Regions from separate parts of the Homo sapiens genome. Here all the other regions are linked to region 3. Evidence: chromatin contacts called from ENCODE Hi-C or POLR2A ChIA-PET data. All regions are on one chromosome and are shown on one strand. The core of a region is the stretch at or near the end of the contact, and the rest is flanking DNA. Distances in the headings are between cores, read along the strand shown. Region 1 overlaps MAML2 (mastermind like transcriptional coactivator 2). Region 2 holds the start of PANX1 (pannexin 1). Region 3 holds the start of LNCRNA-IUR (lncRNA imatinib upregulated).

Region 1 (3,162 bases), core at 395-2,894, 1.1 Mb before region 3:
TGGAAGGAAACAGAAGGAAATAGCCTTGGTCCCTTCAGTAACAACCATGTTAATACCTTCTCAGGAACATAACATACAATAGCTATTTAGGCTGAATGGAGAGCTGAAGCATAAACCTACAATGATGATTCATGTGACTTTCTACCATAGAAATCTCACCAGATTCACAGAACCATAGACACTTTGGAAAAGAGCTAAGAGGAAACCTAGTTCAATCCCTTACCTGATGCAGTATGCCCACCATGAAGTCATCCGTCTTAATCATCTTCAATAACAGGCAACTTGAAATTTCTCAAAAGTCTGTGCATATTTGATTCCCTCTAGCAGTTCCAATAAAAATAACCAAGTCATTTCCATGGTATATGAATGAAGTGGATTATGATGCCAACATTATATTGTTTCATAACTTTCTGAGTATGTTTCTCAGTTTTAGAGATTTATTCTAATCCAAATATGCATTTATTCGAGCAATTTAGTGTTTGCTTGATGTATATACTGTATTAATCTCTTCTCTTGCTGCCAATAAAGACATACTTAAGACTGGGTAATTTATAAAGGAAAGAGTTTTAATTGACTCACAGTTCTGCATAGTGAGGGAGGCCTTACAGTTATGGCAGAAGGCAAATGAGGAGCAAAGTCACATCTTACATGGCGGCAGACAACAGATCGTGTGCAGGGGAACTCCCCTTTATAAAACCATCAGATCTCGTGAGACTTATTAACTATCACGAGAACAGCATGGGAAAGACTCACCCCTATGATTCAATTACCTCCCACTGGGTCCCTCCCATGACAGATAGGAATTAGGGGAACTACAATTCAAGATGCAATTTGGGTGGGGACACAGCCAAACCATATCATATACCAATTTTCCTTGTAAGTAGGGTTTTTGATTTTTCAAATGTTTGTTCCTTGGAAGCCACATAGGTAGGAAAAATATTTACTTACTTTTTTGCTTTGAGACAGGGTCTCCCTCTCTCACCAGGCTGGAGTGGTGTGATCATAACTCACTGTAACCTCAAACTCCTGGGCTCAAGCCATCCTCTCACTTCAGCCTCTGGAGTAGCTAGGACTACAGGAGTACACCACCATACCTGGCTAATTTTGAAATTTTTATTTTATTTTTTGTCAAGACCAGGGTCTTGCTATGTTGCCCAGGCTGCTCTCGAACTCCTGGACTCAAGTGACTCTCCCTCCTCAGCCTTCCAAAGTGCTGGGATTACAGGTATGAGTCAGTGCACCCAGCCTACTTTTTAAGATGTATGCTTAAAGATGCTATGGTAGAAAGGGAAATACAAAGTTAAATAAAGATATCCAAATACCATTATAGCATCAAACTTCATAATAAAATGAAATCATAGAGAGCAGAGATGGCATCCTTCTGGTTCTGAATGTATGTACCTGTCAACAAAAGAAAGCCATCTCCATGTTTCCAGAGTCATGATGAAATCACATTTCAAATTGTTTCAACAGGTGCCTTATGTCAAATGCCTCTTCCTATAAAAGAAACTGCTGAGTTGTTCTAAACAGTGCATGAAAATAGCAAGTGGGCTGAGTGAGCAATCACAGTGAGGTCCTGAGAGGTGTAAAAAACCCCAGATTCAGATTCAGCTTCCTCCAGAGAGTGGGGTTACCTCCCACCATGCTTGAGGGACAGCCCTCCCATAATTAGACTCTACTCACAGTCTCAGCCTGAAGTGTGACTAGCTGAAACTAGTGACTGGAGGAATTGAGCCCCTGTAGGGAGGTCAGAACAGGTAGCACTTTCCTTCTCTTGCTCCCTGCCAATGGTTACCCCTACATAGAATTTTTATTCCTACCTCTGGGCAGCACCAGCCCGTTAATAATGAACCTAGAATGTGAAGTGAAAATCAGCACCATGTGCGGTAAGCATTAGGTAATTACATTTCACTTGTTTAATTAAGTTTCACTTTCTGGTTGCCTTGAGGGAACTGTAGGAAAGGATTTTGATTTTGTTTTTGTTTTTGTTTTTCCTGATGCTTTTTTTCTTTTTTCCCCTAGCTAGAAGCTGAATAATTCCACACAGTGTTGAAATGGATATGCTGTGTTTGTGTTGGCCGAATTAAGCATCTATAATCATGTATTTCCTCTCTTTTGTCTATTTGTGTCACAGTCTTAATATGTGGGATAGAAATTTTGTTTAGTGGAGACATAATTTTTTGATTGTCTTAGGGCTTATTTAAACCAGCTCATCTCCATTATAATGTGTTTCTGTACTTTACTCATCAGCTTGGCACTGACTCCACTATTGTTTTCTTCAAATACTGTGTATTTTCCCTGAAAGTCCAAGTAGCTGACAATTTTGCTACCTCTGCAAGGAAATCTGCTTTATTTTCTCCTAGGTTTTACACATATATAAAACTATACATTAGGGACATACTGTTCCTCAGCAGGCTACATGGCCTTTCATTCACTCTCTTAAAAATATCTGTGGACCTATTATGTGAAATAATGTATGATTTGCTCAATGGGAGATTTACTTCTCAATAACGTTATGTTTTATTAAGCCTCACGTATTTCTAAATTTATATACCTTGAATAATAATTCCATCACAGAAGGGGCTCATTATTAACCACATTTCCATGTGTGATATTCACCGAGGCATGTCCCTGGAAACATACCTAACCACATAAGAGTAAAAGCCTGTCATAGCACAGGAAGCCTAGAATAAGTACATCCTACCATTTAAGCACCTAGGTCTTAATATGTCAGTTCATAATTAGATTCTACCTTTGTGGTCAGTATTTGAAATTGAGATATAGTTAATCAGTTAGAGAGGTAGTCAATTTCACTTTGTCAGTGAAGCTCAGAATCGCACCAATATGTTGTTTTTCTTTTTTTTTTTTTGAGACGGAGTCTCACTCTGTTGCCCAGGGTGGAGTGCAGTGGTGCCATCTCGGCTCACTGCAAGCTCCGCCTCCTGGGTTCATGTCATTCTCCTGCCTCAGCCTCCCGAGTAGCTGGGACTACAGGTGCCCACCACCACGCCCAGCTAATTTTTTTGTATTTTTAGTAGAGATGGGGTTTTACCGTGTTAGCCAGGATGGTCTCAATCTCCTGACCTCGTGATCTGTCCACCTCGACCTCCCGAAGTGCTGGGATTACAGGTGTGAGCCACCACGCCTGGCCAATATGTTGTT
Region 2 (3,192 bases), core at 589-3,088, 1.0 Mb after region 3:
CACCCATTTTCTTCCACTCTTCACACCCTCTGTGCACAAGACCTCAGCCGATGCCTTGCTCTCTGGCACCCAGCCCTCCAGGCCCCATCCTCTCACCTTCTTCCCAGACCCTAAATGCCACCATCATTCAACCAGTCTGTCCTCTGCTCAAACAATAACTTCACAGTTCTGAAACCATCAGCCTACACTCTTCTGTTCCAGGCTGACCCAGGCCCATATTCACTCTCAGACTCCAGGAACTCTGACTTATCCTCCTGCCTTGGCTAGGAGAGTCACTGTGTCTCTCTTTCCAGGAACATATAACATTCTCTGCCATCTCAAAACCTTAACAAAGGTCTTACTCCTTCTTGTCCAAATCCCACCCACCCTCTGACAAAAGTTTTCCCAAAGTCCAGCCGCACTGGGTCCTCTCTCTTCCCCTGCCACAGAACTGTATTTAACCCTCCTGCGCTACCTTCCTGTTGGTTCATAAACACTCTCTCCTGTGTGGAGAGTCAGAACAGCTGATGAGGAAGGTAAGGCACGTAGCCACGTGATCCTGCCCAAACCACCAGACTTTCCAATCTCACACAACTGTTATGAAGCTCAAATGATAATTTACAGGAAGGGGACTTGTTCATCTCACATTTGTAAGACCGTCCAAGTTGAGGATCCCTCTAATGCCTGCCAAGTGCAGATATTTCCTATCATTCACAACCCTAGAGAGCTAAGATCTCAGCAAATACCAATTATATGTAAGACACTGAAAGAACACACTTCTCATGGAGCACCGGTCTTCACATCCTCCATGTAGCCACTCAGGAACTTCTCTGGTGTAAAATTTTAGGCGGCTGGACAAATATGTAGGAGACAGGGGTGAAAAACGGGGACACAGCTATTCTTGGCAAATCTGGTGGCAAGGTGCCAGTTCTAAGGGTGGAACATAAACTATAAGCCACAGTCCGATCAGAGGGGCATGAGGAACAAAAGAACTGAGGAGTAGGGATGCGAGCAGAGTAGACCAGGGTACCAATGAAACACCTGGGCAAAGAACGCTTTGGACCATAAAACTGGGGCCACTGCCCTTCCTGACGCTCACGACCATCACAGCTGGGCGTACCCAGACTCGGGCCTGTGAGCCGTAAAATCGCAGCTCACCGGGCCAGACCGGGGCGGCCACTCCCCTCCGTCCTGGGCGAGGCTTACCAATCGAGATCTCCTGCGCGAAGGCCAGCGAGATGAGCAGCAGGGGCAGCCCCACCGCAATGCACGTGACCATCTTGTCCACAGCCAGCTCCAGTCGCAGCCCCTTGAACTTGGGCTCCGTGGGCTCCTTCAGCAAGAAATCCGAGAACACGTACTCCGTGGCCAGTTGAGCGATGGCCATGGCTGCGGCGCGCCAGGCTCGACCAGGAGGTCCGGGTACAGCCGGCGTCGGGAAAGCTGCGCGGCGCCTTCACCCAGTCACCGGCCGGGCGCGCGGCTTTCGCTTTCCCTTTGCCTGCTCCCGCATCCCGCCTGCCTTTGTGTCTCGGTGCCTCAGGCTCCCAGCGACTCCGCTGGGCTCTCGCGCTCGCTGCCTCCGCCGCCGGCGGGGCGGGGCGGGGCGGGAACCCGAGAGCTCCGCTTCCTGCGGTTCCACCCCGCACGCCCGTGCAAGTCCCCGGGCCGCGCGCGGCACTCGGATTCGCGCCTCTCCCGCGCACCCCCAGGCGCGGGAACCACGCGCGGAACAAAGCGCTTCCCTCTGGCCCTGCCCCTCCGCGCCGCCCTGGCTGCCGAAGCGGCCGCCGGGATAGCCCTGCGCTCACAGCCAGCTGCGCCGCGCTCTTCCGGAACCATGCGGGGAAACCAAGTACCCAGGGGCGTGGAGCTTCCGGAAGACGCGGTGACGCGGGGCGGGGTGGGCGCGGCTGCATTCCGCGCCCCTCGGGCCACTCTCTGACAAAGGGATTTTCCCACTGAGCGGCACCTTTGGAAATTCTCCCGTCCCTCCCTGCCGGATTCTCCTCACGTCCTGGCACCCGGGAGTTTTAAAATCATTTCTGCAAGCGACTCTTTCTGTGGATGGGATGGCCCCCTTTACGCCCCACCCCCAACATTTCCAACACGGTGAAATCGGGTTAGAAGGAGCTGCAAAAGCTTCAAAGAACAGTCAGTGCCATAAAAGGCCAATCGAGCGGTGTAGACCGACGGTGCCTTGCAGAGGGAGCGCTGGACCCTTCCAGGAGCTCCGCGTGAGAGGGTGGCGCGGAAACGGTAGTGAGTGTGGAGTTTCGAGGCCTGAGTAGCGCTGCTGGTCCCGTTTCTCTTTCCTCTGCCATCCCAATCAGAGCCTTGTTCCGGGAGCCAGCAGAGAGAGGGGGGCCTGCAGGTAGGTGGGTGTTGGGGCTGCAGAGAGCTGCTTCTGAACAGCTCATAGGAAGTGGATGATGGAAAGACAGGAGGAAATACTCTGACCAGTGTCCACGGAAATTAAGGCTGTTGAAGTAGAAATAATTTGATTTATTGGAAGCTAAATGTGAGGATCCACCCAAGAAGACTTACCAGCAAAGTTGGGCATGTTTCAAAATTTGTTACACGTTGGAAGGGTTTTAGAAGAAAGTTTAGGAAAAGGGAGGAGGACCCCTTATATCAGAGGTGGGATTTTTTTCATCGGAGGGTATGGTACACAGGTTACAGTCACTGGCTGCAGATGACAACATACAGGCTAAAATGTTTTGTGCACAAGAAAATCAAAGTTTATATGATTCAGAAACAAGTCAGTGTTCTTTTCAATGTCAGTATTTTACATACTAATCAGTACATCAGCAGTTTGAGGAACTGACAAAAGGATTTGAAGGACTCACAGTAAGATTTTTTACTCAGGGACAGGATCTAAGCCATGAATCATAAGACCTTTCTTAGATGGCTTAGTTTGGAAGCCCTGTCAAATGTGACATGTAGGTTATCACCAGTAACATTTGAAGCAGGCAGGACCTGCAAACATGAGGGCTCCTTGGGGCAGGGCTTGGCTCCCTTCTCTGTGGGTCCACAGATACAAGCCTCAACTCCCACATGTACCTCTCCACCCCAGCCTGGCCGCTAAACACACATCCAAGAGCGTATACAGCTCTCTCCGCGTAGATGGCTCATAGGGCTTCAAACTCATAACGGCCAGGACTTCAGTCTTCATCTTCCCCTTAAACCTGAACTCCATCTTCCCCATCTTAC
Region 3 (3,268 bases), core at 732-3,231:
AGGTTCACACCATTCTCCTGCCACAGCCTCCCGAGTAGCTGGGACTACGGGCACCTGCCACCACTCCCTGCTAATTTTTTTTTTTTTTTTTTTTTAGTAGAGACGGGGTTTCACCGTGTTAGCCAGGATGGTCTCGATCTCCTGACCTCTTGATCCGCTCACCTTGGCCTCCCAAAGTGCTGGGATTACAGGCGTGAGCCACCGCGCCCGGCCTTTTATCCTACTTTCAAAAAACATACCCAGAGTCTGAGTGTTTCTCCTTACCTCCAGCGCCACTCCATGGCCCGAGCTCTGTTTCACCTGGTTCTCACCTGGATCGCGGCCTCCAATTTGCGCAGTGACCCCTACAGTCTATTCTCCAAACAGCAGCTGGCGTGGTCATTATGAAAAGCAATGTCCACCTGCTGCTCAAAAACCCACGAATGGCTCCCCATTTCTTTCCCATTAAAGCCAAAGTCTAAAACATTTACAAAGCGTTATATGATCAGTTCCTACCTGCTTTCCTTATGTTGGAGGCTGTGAAGCTCCTTAATATATAAACAGTTCTCAGGAGAAGGAATAAAAGCACAGCCACCTCCTCAGCAGAGCCAGTTTACACTCTGCTAGAGACAAGAGGAGCTGGGACCTTCTCCCCTAACCCTTACTGCATATGTGAGAGAAGCCAGACCTGCTGGATCGACTGGAAATGCCCAGTGCCTGAGACGGGGAGGAAAGAGAAGCCGTGGGGAGGAAAAGACTGTAAACCTAAAAGGCATTGAAGTCCCACCTCACCAGTTAGGCAGGGAGGAGAAAGAGGCCTAGGGCGCTCGGGAACTTGGAATAAGGTTGCCCTCTGCGGGTGAAACTGTGAAATATCTCACAGTGGAGGAGGGCGGAGACTGTTCGCAGAGGGGCCCGGCGAAAACGTCACCCTACTGGAGGTACGAACGCATCGCAGACTGGGGGCGCCCGAGCGCATCCCAGACGCGAGGGCAAAGGCCCAGGAGGACTGTGGGGCTCTCGGAAGTATCCGATCACCTTGCGAGGAGTCCGCCGGCTGTCCGAGCCTGATGTCACTGCAACTTCGATTCCTCCGACGCCCCTACTCTTACTTCCCAGTCTTCAGGCAACTTCTCCGCTTCGGCCTCCCCTAGGCCTTGGCCCCAGAGAGGGGACGCACTCCACAGGTGGATTCGCACGTGTGGGCCCTCGGCAGCACTTTCTCGTGCAAATTAACAGGTGGCCCTCATTGTGGAAGCACCGCCCAGCCTTTCCCGGGGAGGTCACCAGGGCGAGGCCGCTCAAGGTCTGCAGGCGCCCGGCGTTAGCGGGATCCTCCCCGCGCACTGGTCCGAGGAGGCCAGGAGAGGGCGAACCAGTCCCCGACCAGCGGCCCTTCCGGGGGTGGGCTCTGACCCCACCGAGCGGTTAGAGGGTCCAGGAGCTCCAAAGGGTAGGGCAGAATTGGGTAGATGAGGGTGCATTTTTCTGGGAGGAGTCTAAGGCGTCGCTGACTCTCAAAGGCCCGCATCCGGAGAAAGGGAAAGAGCCCCGTCCCGGGAGGAAGGACGAGAGGCTGGCCCGCGGGAAGGAGCCCTGGCAGTCCCTCCTGGCCTAGGTCTACCTCTTTGATCTCACCGTCCCCGTGGCGGCGAGTGCCACCAAAGATGAGAGAGGCCAGCAGGTATCGGGAGAGAGCTGAGGGGTCGGCGCCGGCGGGACCCCAGATTGGAGCCGCCGTCGTCGGACGGGCAGACCCTGCTGTAATAGCTCCCGGCCGGCCACGGTAGGCAGGTGGGGCCCACCGCGAGTCCTAGTGAAAAACACCTTCCTCTTGATTCTCTCAAAGGAACCCGAGCCCTGGGAAGGGACATCAAGGCGCTCCCGAGACTCCGGAGACGGCCAACAGCCCCAAAAGAGAGTACTCGGCTATCCAGCCGCCCTTATCCAAGCGGAGAATCTCTCTCCACCTCCGCCCTCCCGGGACTCAAAGTTGTTTGTGGAGCCTCCAGGTTTCCTTGTAGATGGGCACGATATGCACTGTGTGCGCGCGCGCGCACACACACACACACACACACACACACACACACACACACGTATATGTATTTTTCCAGTGGCCACTGCAGGATTGCCAGCTTTCGGAAATGAGCATCCGCTCTCTCTCTCGGGACTGGGCGTGGGGTTCACCGAAAGGAGAGGAAGAGACCTTGCGTTTGCGCTGGGCCTGCTCGATGCCAGGCCATTCTAGGCTTCTGTCTATCCTGGTTTCTGGTCTGTGCGTTGTGGGTAGCAGCATTGGCGTATTACGCCGGAGGGAGCAGGCTGAGCGAGGCTCCAGAAGGTGCGCAATAGCCGGAGAGGAAAGGGCGATGCTGTCACCTAGCCCCCTCCCTGAGACTCCATTCAGCCCAGAAAAAGGAGCTGCTTTCTCCCCCATCTACCCTAGGAGAAAATAAACGGTCGCTGGCATTTTCCTGCGTCTTTTAATTTTGCCAGAACTGTTTTGGGTTGGCTATTGTGGGCCAGGATGGAGGCCTTCTCCTCCCGGGAGCAAACCTGCCCACGCCCAGGCCGGCAGTGGAGTCAGCCTTGCCCCAGCCTGCCCTCCAGGGAAACAATGCCCCTTTGTCCCTCGCCCTCCCGGGGCTGATACAGCCCCTCCCCTTAGCTTAGGGCTCCCTCCCGTTAGAGCATTCCAATGATTGCCACAAGTCACACTTTTCTTTGAGGTCTCTGCCTGGGAAGAAAACAAAGCAGCCCTCCTAATCACACGGAGGGAGTGGAACTTTTCCTGCCCTCTGACTATGTGCCAGCCTTGGCTCCTCCCTGAAGCCCTGTCTAGAGGGCTTATTAGGTCACTTATGTTTTGTACCTCGTGTGAAGTCCCACAATCAGTAGATTATAGAGGGGAGCACAAACCCAGCAGTGTCTGACATAGAGAAATTACACATACATACATACACACATACATACATACATACACACACACACATACACACATACATATACATACATACATACATACATACACACACATACATACACACATACATACACACATACACATACATACATACATACATATATACATACATATATATAGTCTTTCCACCACCCAGGATTGAAAATTAATGCTGTTTTTGACATTGTCCGTTATCCACCCAAACCCTCCAAAAAGGCTGGCTGGCATTTGCTTGGCTCTAGTTCTACCTGCCCACCTTCTCCTTTGCCTAATCCTGAGTTTTCCCCTTCCCCACGTGTGTTCCCCTTGAGCACTTTTTTGCTAACT

Evidence for each region. Hi-C counts contacts between places; a loop is a spot of excess contacts on that map. ChIA-PET counts read pairs that join two places held with the same protein, here RNA polymerase II (POLR2A). Pooled maps may share reads with other maps.
Region 1: a loop to region 3 is called in a pooled map, with 5 times the contacts of the local background. The contact joins the enhancer-like site here to the promoter of LNCRNA-IUR in region 3. A Hi-C loop is called at or near these places in 1 of 168 maps with a recorded cell type or tissue (naive thymus-derived CD4-positive, alpha-beta T cell), 1 of 37 single-sample maps with no recorded cell type and 6 of 50 pooled maps.
Region 2: a pooled map shows a loop between it and region 3 (4-fold over the local background). The contact joins the promoter of PANX1 here to the promoter of LNCRNA-IUR in region 3. A Hi-C loop is called at or near these places in 5 of 50 pooled maps. POLR2A ChIA-PET finds 5 or more read pairs at or near these places in 2 of 52 experiments (Caco-2 and activated CD4-positive, alpha-beta T cell).

What each region holds. Positions count from the first base shown.
Region 1 is chr11:96,266,278-96,269,439 of GRCh38, reverse strand. The region is part of intron 1 of MAML2 (mastermind like transcriptional coactivator 2); the gene reads left to right. Among named protein-coding and RNA genes, the nearest start is that of MIR1260B, 74 kb to the left of the region's middle. Within about 2 kb of position 1,644, at least 7 of the 41 ENCODE cell types and tissues checked have a DNase peak (open chromatin) inside an H3K27ac peak, as active enhancers do.
Region 2 is chr11:94,127,487-94,130,678 of GRCh38, reverse strand. It overlaps PANX1 (pannexin 1), which reads right to left and starts at 1,838. Exons shown (of 5, transcript NM_015368.4): 1 at 1,186-1,838. The coding sequence starts at 1,366. RefSeq lists enhancers at 1,266-1,525, 1,846-1,905 and a silencer at 1,546-1,615.
Region 3 is chr11:95,149,252-95,152,519 of GRCh38, reverse strand. It overlaps LNCRNA-IUR (lncRNA imatinib upregulated), which reads right to left and starts at 1,981. Exons shown (of 3, transcript NR_110303.1): 1 at 772-1,981. RefSeq lists a silencer at 752-861 and enhancers at 1,382-1,511, 1,112-1,653, 1,654-2,195.